2 separate regions of the Homo sapiens genome follow, and region 1 is linked to region 2. A link is an interaction called in ENCODE POLR2A ChIA-PET data of the cell type or tissue named here. Cell type or tissue: OCI-LY7. All regions are shown on one strand. Each heading gives the region's core, and the rest is flanking DNA. Links, peaks and the distances in the headings are about the cores only.

What was found. Peaks named below come from ENCODE experiments on the same cell type or tissue, not always from the same donor. Only the 100,000 strongest peaks of a DNase experiment are listed, where the experiment ranks them.
Region 1: POLR2A ChIA-PET joins it to region 2 with 7 read pairs; 6 of 35 experiments call an interaction of 5 or more read pairs at or near these places.

What each region holds. Positions count from the first base shown.
Region 1 is chr17:19,280,673-19,288,631 of GRCh38, reverse strand. EPN2 (epsin 2) reads right to left here. Exons shown (of 11, transcript NM_014964.5): 2 at 6,555-6,677; 3 at 4,918-5,682; 4 at 2,842-3,012. The coding sequence starts at 5,512. Among named protein-coding and RNA genes, the nearest start is that of EPN2-IT1, 13 kb to the right of the region's middle. RefSeq lists an enhancer at 2,394-2,942 and a silencer at 3,829-3,968. In OCI-LY7, for the core only: no CTCF peak of the experiment used is centred there; a DNase peak (open chromatin) is centred at 3,931; H3K4me3 peaks cover 704 bases.
Region 2 is chr17:19,349,034-19,356,099 of GRCh38, reverse strand. The region is part of intron 3 of B9D1 (B9 domain containing 1); the gene reads left to right. Among named protein-coding and RNA genes, the nearest start is that of MIR1180, 8.0 kb to the right of the region's middle. In OCI-LY7, for the core only: no CTCF peak of the experiment used is centred there; no DNase peak of the experiment used is centred there.

The DNA of each region.
Region 1 (7,959 bases), core at 1,316-6,315, 67 kb after region 2:
CCGTCACTCATCGCCACCTCACTGGCTGCCTTTTCTCAAACACCCTGAGCACACTCCCACCTCAGGGCCTTTGCACAGCTGCCCTTCTGCCTGGAAGGCTCTTTCCAACCTCCACAAGGCTCACCCTCACACTCCTTCAATCCTTGATCCATTCATACTGCAAGCCACCCTCTCTTACCTCCCCAAAGACACTCAAGCAAGACTGTTTTTGTTTTGCTGTTTTCCAGAGCGCTCATTACATAACATGCTGAATAATTTATATTGTGTTTTTCTTTCCCATTACCATATAAGCTCCACGAGGGCAAGGGGCTCTGTTCTGTGCTCAGTGCCTGGTGCCCCATGGGAACTCAATAAATACAGAGCAGAGGGCAGGTAGACCAGGCTTCAAAAGGAAAGCCCAGAGCTGTGCCTGCAGGCAGACGTCAGCAGGCCTGGGAAGGTCTGGAATGCTTCCGCCGGAACAGGAGGACCCCCAGACTGAGGGCAGGGGACACAGCTGGTGGAAGCAACTGAGGTCTGCAACGTCAAAGGCTCTGGGATGGCCCTGCAGGGCCTGGCATCTAAAGGGGCTGAGACTCAGGACCAGGGCATCCTTTATGAAGATGGAGGGTAGGTGAGACTGGGAGATAATGACAGCAGGAAATTGGTCAGAAGGCTGGCACTGAATTGAGGCCATGGAACAAGATGGACAATTCAAGAGACTTCCAAGGTCAGATCTACAGATCTATGTGGGAGGTGAGAGAGAGGGAGGGGCACAGGGAGGATGAGATGACATATGGCACATGAAAGAAAGCTCTCCTCAGACATCCTCATGATTATCGCCAGTCACACAAGAGGCCTTCCCGGCTGTGGCTGCTCTCATGTGAAGAGGGCTTCTGAGCAGTCTGCCTCCTCTGCCTCTGTGGGGTCTGCAGTCCCAAATGCACCCCTCACAAACATCTCTCCTGAATCACAGCCTGCATCTCACCTGACAGTTTTCTGAATGGCCGGCATCATTCTGACCTTCCCACTGCTGATTTCCAAGAAGGTGTGCTCCAAACAAATCCACTGGTGTGCATAGATTAAGCACTTACCTTATACTCAACCCTTTGTGAAGCATCAAGAAAGAACAGAGAAGAAACATGGCCAGAATCTTTGCCCTGGACTCCGACAGCCCCCTACCCTCTGACGGGGAGGGAGTGAGATGTGGAGAGGATGCCACACCCAACAGTTAAAGGATGAAATGCAATCCATATAACACTTGTTTGCTCAAAACTCATCTGGGGCATGAGAAATCTTCAAAGAAAAAAATACTCATTTTTATCTTCAACTCCTATCAGGGCTGAAGGACAACATAAATCCACACGGGGTGGATACCTTAAGCAACTTGCCAGGTTGGGGGAACAGGGGGCAGGTGGTGGGAGCGATATCCAAGCAGAGAGAACGGAATGGCACAGGCGAAGGTGCAGAGGCAGGGCCAAAGACAGCCGCAGTGGGGGAAGATGGCCAGCCTGCAGGCCTGCCAGGCTGTATTTAACATGCAAACGTCCCAGGAAAGCCAGTTTGCCAGCGGGAGAGCTAGAGGGCCAGGGTAACACAAAATTGGCCACCAAGGCTCAAAACAGACCTTGTCAGTTACCAAATGGGTAGAACATGGGAAAAACAAAAAGGGAACTCCATGGAGAGTTCCGCGGGACCTGCTGAGAACAGCAGCCTCTGACTATCTGGGGGGGTGAAATGGGCATGTAACTCCAATGCCTCTGGGTGACCCTTTAACGAATGCTTTTATCATTTACATTCTTTACAGTGCAGAGCTGGCCTTCCTTACGTTTTCTAATGTCAGTTTAGAAGAAGCCAAAATCCTGTATAAACTGTTAGGGGAAAACAGGGACATGAAGGAAAATATCCTAGAGTTAAATATAGTTATTACACAAATACCCAAGTCAAACAAGCTGTAATATTAATGAGGCATGAATGAACTGTAACTGTTTCCAGGGCTGAATAAAGGCTGGTCACCTTATCAGGGAAGTCGCACAAAAGCTCTCTGTCGTGCCCCTTCTTGTAAGAAGAGTAGAAGAGAACAGACACCTTTCTTCCCTGTAGCAGAGAACCCACTTGGGACCAATGGTAGACTGAGAGCATTTTCTTGTAGGAAACAGTGAAAATCTGTTTTCAGTTTAACCTGCTACAGTTGTAAGGCTCTGATCAGGATACATTATTAATTAGTAGAAAGAGAAGCCCCATTTTTAGTTACCCATTGAATTAGGTATCTTCAAACACCGTGACCTAGAATTGACAGTACAGCTAACTCTCTGTTTTCCATGGTAACAGGGATTTCAGGAAGAACAGCAGTTAATTGGGAAGCAAAAAAAAAATCCCATTTTATTCAGGGCAAGGCATACATTACTGCATTAAGGATAATGGCTTCCAATGACCATCACTGAGGATCTTATATTTGTCTGGTGTTGTGAGGTTTAAATCACACATTTCCGGTCCAACAAGCCAAGTTGTCTGACCCACCACCATGGGTGGGCCTGATAGGTGGCAGAGCCCCCTCCAGTTTGTCAGGGAATGGGAGCATGGGGAGAGCATGGGCCATCACCCCATGCCTTACCCAAAGAACAGCTCCCCTGCTAAACCTTTGACAGAACTTCTAGCAAGTGACATGTGATCCTGGAAGCGGAGCACGACCAGGCCACAAGCTCCCAGGAGAGAGGAAGAAAGGGCTCCTGGGCCTGCTGGAGGCCAAACCCCCAGGCCCAGAGGAGACAGGGAGAGAGTTGGCTGTACTGGCATGGCAAGCACACCCCCAGCAAGCTGCCCAGCATTTCTAGTAAGGAAAAAAGCAAACCGCCGTCCCACCTCGGGCTGCGCGGTCACAAGTGAGGCAGGGCTGGGACCAGTCGCCATTTGGGCGGGAGGCCAGCCCCAGGTGCGGCAGGAAGGGGTGGCGCTGGCTCAGTGGCTGCAGCTCCTCACTCTGACCCAGCGGGGCCCCTGTGCGGTGCTGGGGGCACAGCGAGGCCTCAGGCGCTGTGGGGCAGGGACACACACACACACACAGAGAGACACGCCATTAGAGGGTGCGCAGCAGCCCCTGCAGGAGGTACGGGCCAAGGCCACTCGGGGTCAACCCCGCAGCCCACTGCGGTGGAAGCTGTGAAAAGCCCACTGACCACATTCTGACCCTGAACATGCAGCTCAAGCGTAAGGTCTGAGGGAACCAAAAACATCACAGCTGGAACTGCAGCAGTATCATTTAGCCCAGCAGGACCTATGGCTACAGGCCCTGGACTCGGTATGAGGAGGAGGGGTGGATCAAACCAGGCTCCTGCATCCCCACTGTTCCAACCCCTGCATCTGCAAAGTTCCACAAATTGTTCATGGAACATGAAGCTGTTTCAGCTCCTTGCTTAGCATCCTCTGGCTTCTTGAGAATAATGACCATGAAAAGCACATAAAGAGAATGGCAGCTCCCCTTGGCCTGCATCAAAGCCACAGCCACAGTCACAGGGACAGAGGAAGTCAAGGCAGGTTGGGACCAACTCAATCCAAAGAGAGCCTCTCTGGGGGTTGGTAAGAGGATCCTTGAGAGAAATAAAACAATTTCACTTCTTAAAGGGCAATCTTCATTTGTTTTGGTGCAATTTAACCCTGCATTGAGGCTTCTGGAGATTAAGGTTAAATTGTTTTCAAGTGGTTTAACCAAGGTCACAACCTTTGCTTAAGCAAAACAGTTCAAACTAAGAAGAAAAATGACAACTACATATGGGACAAGAATATGTTAACCTGCTCCAAGCTCGGTAATAATTCAGAATTCCTAGAAGCAGGAAATCTGACTTTAATATGCAAATCTCTCATTTAACACATTTCTCAAAATGCTAGTGGTGGCGGTACAATGTCAAATCGAAACCTGCAAAAGCAGGAAATGTTAGTAAATGGTCTGGTAACAGAACACTGACTAAGTAAGGGTTGACTGAGGTCTGTCAAACTACAGACAACTTCCTTTAAAAAGAAGTTTTCTGCTATGCTGACATAGTGTTACTAGGGATCTGCACTTTTGTTTTAGCAGCCAGAAGATATAATTTCTACAATCCCCACCTCCATCCTCACCCTGTCCCCCAAAGGCCACTAGGGCCACCTGTCTCTCTGAGTGTGGGGTCCACACTGTGGCTGGAATAGCACTGTGAAAATGGAGAAACACCTGTTGGGGGACCACTTCCAATGAACAGCCAGGATGCCAATGTGACTCACAGAGACCAGCTTCCATCAGGCCCTGAACTCCACTCTGTTCCCTGAAACCTCTTCTGACCATAAGGCAAAGACCCAAATTAATCCAACATGCAAAACCAGAACTCAATGCAGACCCAGCCATGCAACCAGATCACTAGCAACTCTCATTTGCATGTTTGGCAGGGAGGCCTTGTTCACACTAGCAACCTGTACAAGTTTTTTTGCTGAAGTAGAATAATACTGAGCCATTCAAGAGACCTGAAGCTCAGTCAGCAGAAAAACACTTAATATGAGATTAAAGAAACAAGATTATCAAGAAAGAGCATTTGTTTCCTCCTGGCTACCAGAGTCAACTCCCCATTGTATGTGCAGCAGGACAACTCCTTTGCTGCCAGACCCATTCTGACAAGGAAGCAGAAAAGACCTGCCTCTGCCCACCGTCTGCCCAGATGTACAGAATGAGGCCCAGAGCAGCAAAGGGCGTTAGAGATCCCTGAACCAGAGCAGCCAAGGGACTAAAAGTCCCTTTATAACCAAAACTCAATCCAGACCAAGGACAATTTGCCTGGGCCACCAAAAGCTGGGTACTGAGGACAGGTTCGAGCTCTGCAGTGGCCACCACTCCCTAAGCCCAGAGACACCCACCCTGCCTGTCACCCATTGCTGCTGCTCTGGCAAAGGGTGAGAAGCACTTCCATTACTCACAGCCATGGTAGGAGGCCGGGGAGCCCCCGGCCTTGCCATACTCCTGCTCCGAGTGGCTGGTGGAGAGGTTGGGCTGGCTGGAGCCTCGCCCAAAGGTGATCTGGTTGCTGCCCATGCCAGTGGCAACCTGGGCCATGCGCTCTTTGGTTTTGAGAGCCTGGGCCCTCTCAGCCTTCAACCGTTCCTCGTCCTTGAGGAGAGCCACCAGTTGCTTTGACTTCTCACGCACATTGATGCCCTGGTCCTTGCCATCTCGGTCAATGTACTGGAAGTCCTTCAGGGTCTGGATGGCGAAGATGTTCTCCCGGCACTGCTGGGCCACACGTTCGGAGCCTGTCTTGATGAGGTAGTCCAGCAGGGTCAGCGCCTTGTACACATGCCGCCAGTTCTTGCCATGGTCATTCAGCCGCTTCCACACCATGCTCATGATCTCCGAGAAGGCCACCACGTTGTAGGTCAGGTCGGCAATCTCGGTCATCAGAGAACTGGACGGGCCCCACGGGTCATTGGAGGTGGCTTCCCGGACTTTGATTTCTGCCTCTGAGTAATTGTTCACGATGTTTTTCATCTGCCGTCTGATAGACGAAGTCGTCATTTTTATTTTCTTTGTTATAAGTTTAAAGCCCTTCAAACAGAGAAACCTTCCTGTCCTTGGTAAGTGCGCACCCTATGAAGGTTCAGTCTCCGTAATCAAGCTGGAGTAAGATCCCTGAATGGTCATTTCCTCCTTTGGAGCCTCAGATTCGAAAAGCTGGAAGCCATGACCTAGAGAAAGAGAAAACCCATTCCACTGCGACGTAAGCCCCCTGTGAGGGTGGGAGACTGTGGTCCAGCAGCAGGTACTGGGTAAAACTGGGGAGCTGAGTGGACATACCCAGCCTCCTTAGGACGAACCCAAGATAAAATCAATATCACCAGTCAACAATGAATAAAACTTACACTCAAGTTTAAGCCTTTAGGAGAAAAGAAGTAAACATCATGACTATTGCTCTATTTTCAAAACACTTCCACTGGAATGGCTATTTTATGGGTTGTCTTTTCACTGCCTGGCAAAAGCCAGCTGTGGAAGAATCGGAAACACTGGGGGAAGCTGATCTTGGCAGATTTAAAATTACATGTGAGACCAGATATGGTGGCTCACACCTGTAATCCCAGCACTTTGCGAAGCTGAAATGGGAGGATTACTTGAGGCCAGCCTGGTCAAAACAGCAATACCCCCATCTCTATTTTTTTAAAGTTTATTTAAATAAAAAAAAATACACATGAGGACAAGAAAGAGACTAATTTCAGGTCTATCTTAACTCAAAAATGCCTGTCAATACCTTCAAAACTGCTTTGGTCCACTGTGTTTCCGAATGTCCAGAAAATTCTCCTTGACAACCACTTTTCGCCTGACCTTCCCTGTTCAAGAATTTATAAAGATTCCTAACAGCAATTCTAGAAAAAGGATAAAGACCTCCACTTGGCTTTCAGAAGCCTCCAGCATCTGGCCCAAGCTAATACAGCCTTAAAACTAATCTGGTTATAGCCCAGCCCCTCATTTCACAAAGAAAACTGAGACCCCTGGCTATCTATTAACTCGCTCCAACCAAACACATCATCTATCCCCTCTCTTCCTCCAGATAACACTCACTTACCAGGCTACAGTGAGGTCCACGTCTCTGATATGAGGCTCCTGTCCACAAGTTTGGTAACCTTCATCTGCCTCATCACCAGTGAGCACCCAGCACTTAGCACTGTGCCCGACACAGAAATGAACACTGTTAAATAAATGAATGTTACAGATTAAAAACAGAGTCCCTGCCCTCAAGAAGGCCACAGTCTGGCAGGGGATGAAGGTTCCTTACCTATAAAATGGGAAAACTGAGGCCCTAGAAGTCTCCAGGGATTGCCCCAGGTAGATTAGGACAGCTAGGGCCCGGATAGGAAGCAAGGGGCTCCACCCACCATTCTGACCACCTGCTTGGCTGTCCACCCCCCACCCTCAAACCCTCAGAGGAAGGATTATTTTTCCCACTACACAAGTGAGGAACCGAAGCCTGGAATCACACGGTCAGCTGACTAAGGTCACTCCAGGCCCAGAACCTGCGCCTCCCTTTCTTCCTGTGGTGGTCTTTACTCTCAAGATGTTTCTGCCACAGAAACAACAGGTAGCTCCTACCTTCCTCATCTAAAGCCTCAGATGGGTAATGGGCACATCAAAAAAACAAGCAAGTAAACAAAAGGTGGCAGAAGCAAGGAAAAGCCACAGGAAATGCAATGACTACTCATCACAAACAATCACACAAAAAGAAGGGTTTGCTATTGTGAAATATGTATTTGGTCTTCATCCCGGGCACTTGGCAGGGATTCCAAACCTAAAATCCTCGGAATCTCCACAGTGATGTCTTTTTGCATGTGAATGATTGACTGAGGGCTGGCAGTCCCTAGGCAGCTTCAGGATGGGGCTGGTTACCAGAAAGACCAAGGCAGGATCAGTCCCGGTAAGGGGAGATGGACTGAAGATTAGGTTTATCACCAATGGCCAATCATTTAGTCAATCATGTCTCCATAATGAAGCCTCCATAAAAAGACATAAGGACAGGCTCAGGAAGCTTCTGGATGGCTGAACACACAAAGGTTCCTGAACGGTGGCACTGAGGTATGGCATGGAAGCTCTGCACTCCTTCTCCCACACCTGGCCTATGCATCTCTTCATCTGTATCCTTTGCAATATCCTTTATAATAAATAGGTAAATATAAGTCAATTTCGCTGAGTTATGTGAGCCACTCTACCGAATTAATTGAACCCAAAGAAGGGGTCTCAACTTGAAGCTGGTTGGTCAGAAGTTCCAGAGGCGTGGACTTGCACTGCTGGGAAGAAGGGAGTGTTCTTGTGGGACTGAGCCCTCAACATATGGGATCTGAAGCTATCTCCAGGTAAATATCAGAGTTGAACTGAAGGACACCTAGCTGGTGTCCTGCAAAACTGACTGCTTGCTTGTTACGTGGGGAGAAAGTTACAGAAGTTATCTGTATTGATTGCTGTTAAGTGAGAAAATA
Region 2 (7,066 bases), core at 2,067-7,066:
AAAGAAAACTCTTTGGAGAAAGATAACATCTCATAGACATAAAATTATTTCTATATATTTTTTCAAATGTAGTATCTGGCATATAATGAGGCACACAAGAACCAAGACAACATAAATGATAACCAGCAAAAATAAGGCAATAAAGCAATAGAGATAAACAGAATCTCTAGACACTGAAATTGTCAGATATATTTTTACTATGATCAAAAGAGATAAAACAGACTGAGAATTATGGCAGAGAACTAGGAAGCCTGACTTTTTTTTTTGAGACTGAGTCTTGCTCTGTTGCCCAGGCTGGAGTGCAGTGGCACGATCTCAGCTCACTGCAAGCTCTGCCTCCTGGGTTCATGCCATTCTCCTGCCTCAGCCTCTCGAGTAGCTGGGACTACAGGCACCCACCACCGTGCCCGGCTAATTTTTTTTTTTGTATTTTTAGTAGAGACGGGGTTTCACCGTGTTAGCCAGGATGGTCTCGATCTCCTGACCTCGTGATCTGCCCGCCTCAGCCTCCCAAAGTGCTGGGATTACAGGCGTGAGCCACCACGCCCAGCCGATTTTTTTTTTTTTTTTTAATTGCAGACAGAGTCTTGCTCTGTCTTTCTGAGTAAAGTGGCGCCATTTCAGCTCATTGCAACCTCTACCTCCTGGATTCAAGCGATTCTTATGCCTCAGCCTCCCCAGTAGCTGGGACTACAGGCATGCACCACCATGTCCGGCTAATTTTTTGTATTTTTAGTAGATACAGGGTTTCACCATGTTGGCCAGGCTGGTCTTGAACTCCTGAGCTCAGGCAATCCTCCCACCTTGGCCTAAGAAAGTTCTGGTGTTACAGGCTTGAGCCCCATGCCTGGCCATATTTTTTAAACATTGTAATAGAAATTCTAGAATTGAAAAATATGATAACCAAAAGCAGGAATTCAGCAGATTAAACACAGCTGAAGAGATAACTATATACTGAAAGGTCAAAGGAAAATATCTACAGTGAAACCCAAGAATAGAAAATATAGATGAGAAGGTAGGAGACAGAGAATACTGAAAGTCTGCCATATGGAATTGGAATCCTGGAAGGAGGGGGAGAGGACAAGCTGGAGACAATATTGGAAGGGATAAATAGCTACAATTCTTTTCAAAAATGATGAGAGACATCAAGCCACAAATTCAAGAAGACAAAACTCAAGCAGGATAAATGGAAGAAACCCACCCCTAGGTGCATGATAATCAAACAGTTGAAAACCAAAGACAAAAAGAAAATCTTTTTTTTCTCTTTTTTTCGAGACGGAGTCTTGCTCTGTCACCCAGGCTGTAGTGCAGTGGCGCGATCTCGGCTCACTGCAACCTCCGCCTCCCAGGTTCAAGCAATTCTCCGCCTCAGCCTCCTGAGTAGCTGGGGATTACAGGTGCCTGCCACCATGCCTGGCTAATTTTTGTATTTTTAGTAGAGATGGGGTTTCACCATTTTGGCCAGGCTGGTCTTGAACTCCTGACCTCATGATCCAGCCACCTCAGCCTCCCAAAGTGCTGAGATTACAGGCATGAGCCACTGCACCCAGCCAAAAAGAAAATCTTGAAAGCAGCTAGTACACAGATGTATGCATTTGTCAAAATCCATTGAATAGTACACTTTAAGATTTATGTTTCATTATGCATAAATTTTATCTCAAAAGAACTGTGAACAAATATTGAGCTCTATTTGCTGACATGCATAGTGAAGTATTTTGGGGAAAGTGTCCAGAGATCTGTGATTTACTTTGAAATTCCTCACAAGTAGGAAGAGTTGACTGAGGCATGGGGAGAGGCAGTAAAGCAAGTAGACTCAGCTGTCAGTGGTGATCCGGTAGTGAGTCAGCGCCAGTACATTGGAATTCTTTTAGCTTTTCAGGAGGAGTGGAGTATTTTCTTTGACCACAGTGAACTTAAGCTAGGGACCAATAGCAAGGATAATGAGAAAAATCTCCATATGTTTGAAAAATAAGAAAATAACTTCTAAAAACAACCCATATGTCAAAGAAGAAATACTGATGGAATAATGGAATTTTGAATTGAATGATAATAAAAATACTGAGCTATTTGAATTTGCAGGGGGCAGTTAAAGTCATGGATAGAGGGAAATTTTGTCATTTTATTTTATTTTTAATTTTTATTTATTTATTTAATTTTTTGAGACAGAGTTTTGCTCTTGTTGCCCAGGCAGGAGTGCAATGGCACGATCTCGGCTCACTGCAACCTCCTGCTCCTGAGTTCAACCGATTCTCCTGCCTCAGCCTCCTTAGTAGCTGGGATTACAGGCATGTACCACCACGCCCGGCTAATTTTGTATTTTTAGTAGAGACAGGATTTTTCCATGTTGGTCATGCTGGTCTCGAACTCCTGACCTCAAATGATCCGCCCACCTCGGCCTCCCAAAGGGCTGGGATTACAGGCGTGAGCCACCATGCCTGGTCGTATTTATTTATTTTTTGAAATGAAGTCTCGTTTTTGTTGCCCAGGCTGGAGTGCAATGGCGGGCGGTCTTGGCTCACTGCAAACCTGCCTCCCGGGTTCAAATGATTCTCCTGCCTCACCCTCCCAAGTAGCTGGGATTACAGGCGCCTGCCACTATGCCCAGCTGATTTTTTTTGTGTTTTTATTAGAGATGGGGTTTCACCATGTTGGCCAGGCTGGTCTCAACTCCTGACATCAGGTGATCCACCCACCTCAGCCTCCCAAAGTGCTGGGATTACAGACCTGAGGCACTGCGCCTGACCAATTTTGTAATTTTAAATGCATGTTAGAGAAGAAAATAGGCTGAAAAATTAATGATTTCAGCATCTCTCTTAAGAAATTAGTGGCTGGGTACGGTGGCTCATGCCTATAATCCCAGCATTTTGGGAGGCTGAGGCGGGTGGATCACGAGGTCAGGAGTTCAAGACCAGCCTGGCCAACATGGTGAAACCCCATCTCTACTAAAATACAAAAAATTAGCCAGGTGTGGTGGTGGGCTTCTGTAGCCCCAGCTACTCAGGAGGGTGAGGCAGGGGAATCGCTTGAACCCAGGAGGTGGAGATAGCAGTGAGCTGAGATCGCGTCACTACACTCCAGCCTGGCGACAGAGTGAGACTCCATCTCAAAAAAAAAAAAGAAGTAGTAAAAGAAGGCTGTGTGTGGTGGCTCACGCCTGTAATCCCAGCACTTTCGGAGGCCAAAACGGGTGGATCACCTGATGTCAGGAGTTCGAGACCAGCCTGGCCAACATGGTGAAACCCCATCTCTACTAAAAATATTAAAAATTAGCCAGGCATAGGCTGGGCGCAGTGGCTCATGCCTGTAATCCCAGTACTTTGGGAGGCCAAGGCGGGCGGATCCCCTGAGGTCGGGAGTTCGAGACCAGCCTGGCCAACATGGAGAAACCCTGTCTCTACTAAAAATACAAAATTAGCCAGGCATGGTGGCACGTACCTGTAATTCCAGCTACTCGGGAGGCTGAGGCAGGACAATCACTTGAACCCGGGAGGTGGAGGTTGCAGTGAGCCAAGATCATGCCATTGCACTCCAGCCTGGGCAACAAGAGCGAAACTCCGTCTCAAAAAAAAAAAAAAAAAAAAAAAATTAGCCAGGCCCGTGGCAGGTGCCTATAATCCCAGCTAATGGGGAGGCTGAGTGAGGCAGGAGAATCACTTGATCCTGGGGGGCAGAGGTTGCAGTCAGCTGAGATTGTGCCACTTCACTCCGGTCTGGGCGAAAGAGTGAAACTCAATCTCAAAAAAAAAAAGAAATTAGTAAAAGAATAGCAAGTTAAACCCAAAGAAAGCAGAATAGAATGAGAAACAGCAGAAATTAATTCATTAAACAGAAAGCACACTTACAACAGAAGAGATGAAAGAGGCAAAAGTTGGTTTTTAAAACTGAAAACCCCAAGTTAAGACGATGAAAAAACAGGCTAAGTGGGGTCACTCACACCTATAATCCCAACACTTTGGGAGGCTGAGGCGGTAGGATCGCTTGAGCCCAGGAGTTCAAGACTAACCTGGGCAACATGGTGAGACCCTGTCTCTACAAAAAATAGAAAAATTGGCCAGGCACAGTGGCTCAAACCTGTAGTCCCAGCTACTCGGGAGGCTGAGGTGGGAGGATTGTTTGAGCCTAGGAGTTTGGGGGTGTAGTGAGCTATGATCATGCTACTGCACTCCAGCCTGGGTGCCAGCGCTAGACCCTATCTCTAAAAAATAATAAGAAGAAACAGAAGACAGAAATGGCAGGAATGAAAAAGGAACATGTTACAGATCTTGCAGACAGTAAAAAGATAAGATATAAAGAACAGCCATTTGCTATACATTTGGCAAGGTAGATGAAATGGTCAGATTCCTAGAAAAAGATAACTACCAAAACTGCAAAAAAGGAATAAGAATCTGAGTAGTCCTATGTCTATTAAATTGAATCTATAATTAAAAATGTTCTCACAAAGAAAGTTCCAAGTCCGAGTGTCTTCATCACTGAGTTCCACCAGGCATTTAAAGAATGACACCTTCCATGGCAGAAGTGTAAGAAAAAAAAGAAGAGGAAGTAACGACAGATTTACACAAACTCCTAGAATTGAAAAGATTAAACATTCCCCAGCTTTTTTAGGTCAGCATAGTTTTGATTCTAAAGCCTGCTGAGGACATTAAAAAGAAGAAACTCCTTCATGAACAGAGTTGCAAAACTCCCAAACAAAATATTCAGAAACTGAATTCAAAACTCCTAAATGAAATATTCAGAAACTAGCAAGATAAAAAAAGGATAATATAATACATCATGAGAAGTAGGGTTTATTCCAAAAATACAAAGGTTTTATGACATCTATAGTTGGCCAGGCACAGTGGCTCATATGGAGGCCGAGGTGGGAAGATTGCTTGAGGCCAGGAGTTTGAGACTAACCTGGGCAACGTAGCAAGACCCTGTCTCTAAATAATTCACCACATTAAAAAGAAGAAAAGTCAGAGTCAGGCCAGGCACCATGGCTCACACCTGTAATCCCAGCACTTTGGGAGGCCGAGGCAGGCAGATCATTTGAGGTCAGGAATTTGAGACCAGCCTGGCCAACATGGTGAAACTCCTTCTCTACTAAAAATACAAAAATTAGCCGGGTTTGGTGGCGCACGCCTGTGATCCCAGCTACTTGGAAAGCTGAGGCAGGAGAATCGCTTGAAACTGGGAGGCAGAGGTTCCAGTGAGCCAAGATTGCACCACTGCACTCCAGCCTGAGTGACAGAGCAAGACTCCATCTCAAAAAAAAAAAGAAAAAAAAAATCATGATCATCCCCATAAATGAAGAAAACACATGGTAAAATTCAACTCCCATTCATGATAAAAGCTTAGTAAACTAGGAATAGAAGGAAGCTTCCCTAACCTGATCAAGATTATCTATGAAAAGCTTAGAGCAAACATCACTTTTACTGGTGAAATGTTGAAAGATTTTTTCTGCAACCTCGGCCTCCTGGATTCAAGCGATTCTGGTGCCTCAGCCTTCCAAGTAGCTGGGATTACAGGCATGCACCACCATGCCCGGCTAATTTTTGTTTTTGTTTTTGTTTTTATTTTTGAGATGGAGTCTTGCTCTGTCTCCCAGGCTGGAGTGCAGTGGCACGATCTCAGCTCACTGCAACCTCTGCCTCCTGGGTTCAAGCAATTCTGCCTCAGCCTCCGGAGTAGCTGGGACTACAGGCACATGCGACCACACCCAGCCAATTTTTGTATTTTTAGTAGAGATGGGGTTTCACCATGTTGGCCAGGCTGTTCTTGAACTCCCATCCTCAGATGATCCACCTGCCTCAGCCTCCCAAAGTGCTGGGATTACAGGTGTGAGCCACCGCGCCTCGCCTAATTTTTGGATTTTTCATAGAGAAGGGGTTTTGCCACGTTACCCAGGCTGGTCTTGAACTCCTGGCCTCAAGTGATCTGCCACCTCAGCCTCCCAAAGTGCTGGGATTACAGGCATGAGCCACTGCTCCCAGCCTGGTCTTTTTTTTTTTTGAGACAGAATTTCGCTCTGTCGCCCAGGCTGGAGTGCAGTGGCGTGATCTCAGCTCACTGCAAGCTCCGCCTCCCGGGTTCACGCCATTCTCCTGCCTCAGCCTCCTGAGTGGCTGGGACTACAGGCGCCCGCCAGCCTGGTCTTTTTAATAAATGGTGCTGGGACAATTTGATATACATAGGAAAAAACTTCAGCCTGTCCTCATACACACAAGTCAATTTCAGATGGATATGTAGCATAGAGGACTATAGCCATGATATCAGGGTAAGGGAAGATTTTCTGGCAGGACTCCATGAAGGAGAAGATCAATGAAGTTGACTATATTAAAATTAAGGGCTTATGTTCATTCAAAGACATCACTAAAAATGAAAAGATAAGTCACAGGATAAACACACATATACACACTATAAATCAATAAGAAAAAGGCCAGGCCAGGCAAGGTGACTCACACCTGTAATCCCTGCACTTCGGGAGGCTGAGGCAGGAAGATTGCTTGAGCCCAAGAGTTTGAGACTAGCCTGGGCAACATAGTGAGACCCCATCTCTACAAAAAATTTAAAAATTAGGCATGGCAGCACACGCCTATAGTCCCAGCTACTTGGGAGGCTGAGGTGGGAGGATCACTTCAGCCCAGGAGGTTGAGGTTGCAGTGAGCCATGATTGCACCACTGCACTCCAGCCTGGGCAACAGAGCAAGACCCTGTCTCAAAAAAAAAAAATGTTTTTAATGAAGAAAAAAGAAAAAGACCATCAAGTAGAAAACCGGGCAAGAGACTTGAGTAGGTTCTTCACAAAAGAGGACATCCAGGTGACCAAGAAACAGGTAAAGGTCTCAACCTTATTTCAGTAAGAAAAATCTAAAATGAAGGAAAATATAAGTTAAAGCTACAGTGAGCTACCACTATTCTCTCACTAGGACGGCTCAAATTTAAAAGATTGGTAATGCCATGTTTTCGTGAGGTACAGAGGAGCAGGAATCAGATACCACTGCTGGGGGAGTGCTGGCTGATAGGACCATGCTGGCAGCTTGGTGTTACCTTTTGGGAGGGAACATACATGGGCCCTGTGCAGTGTCAT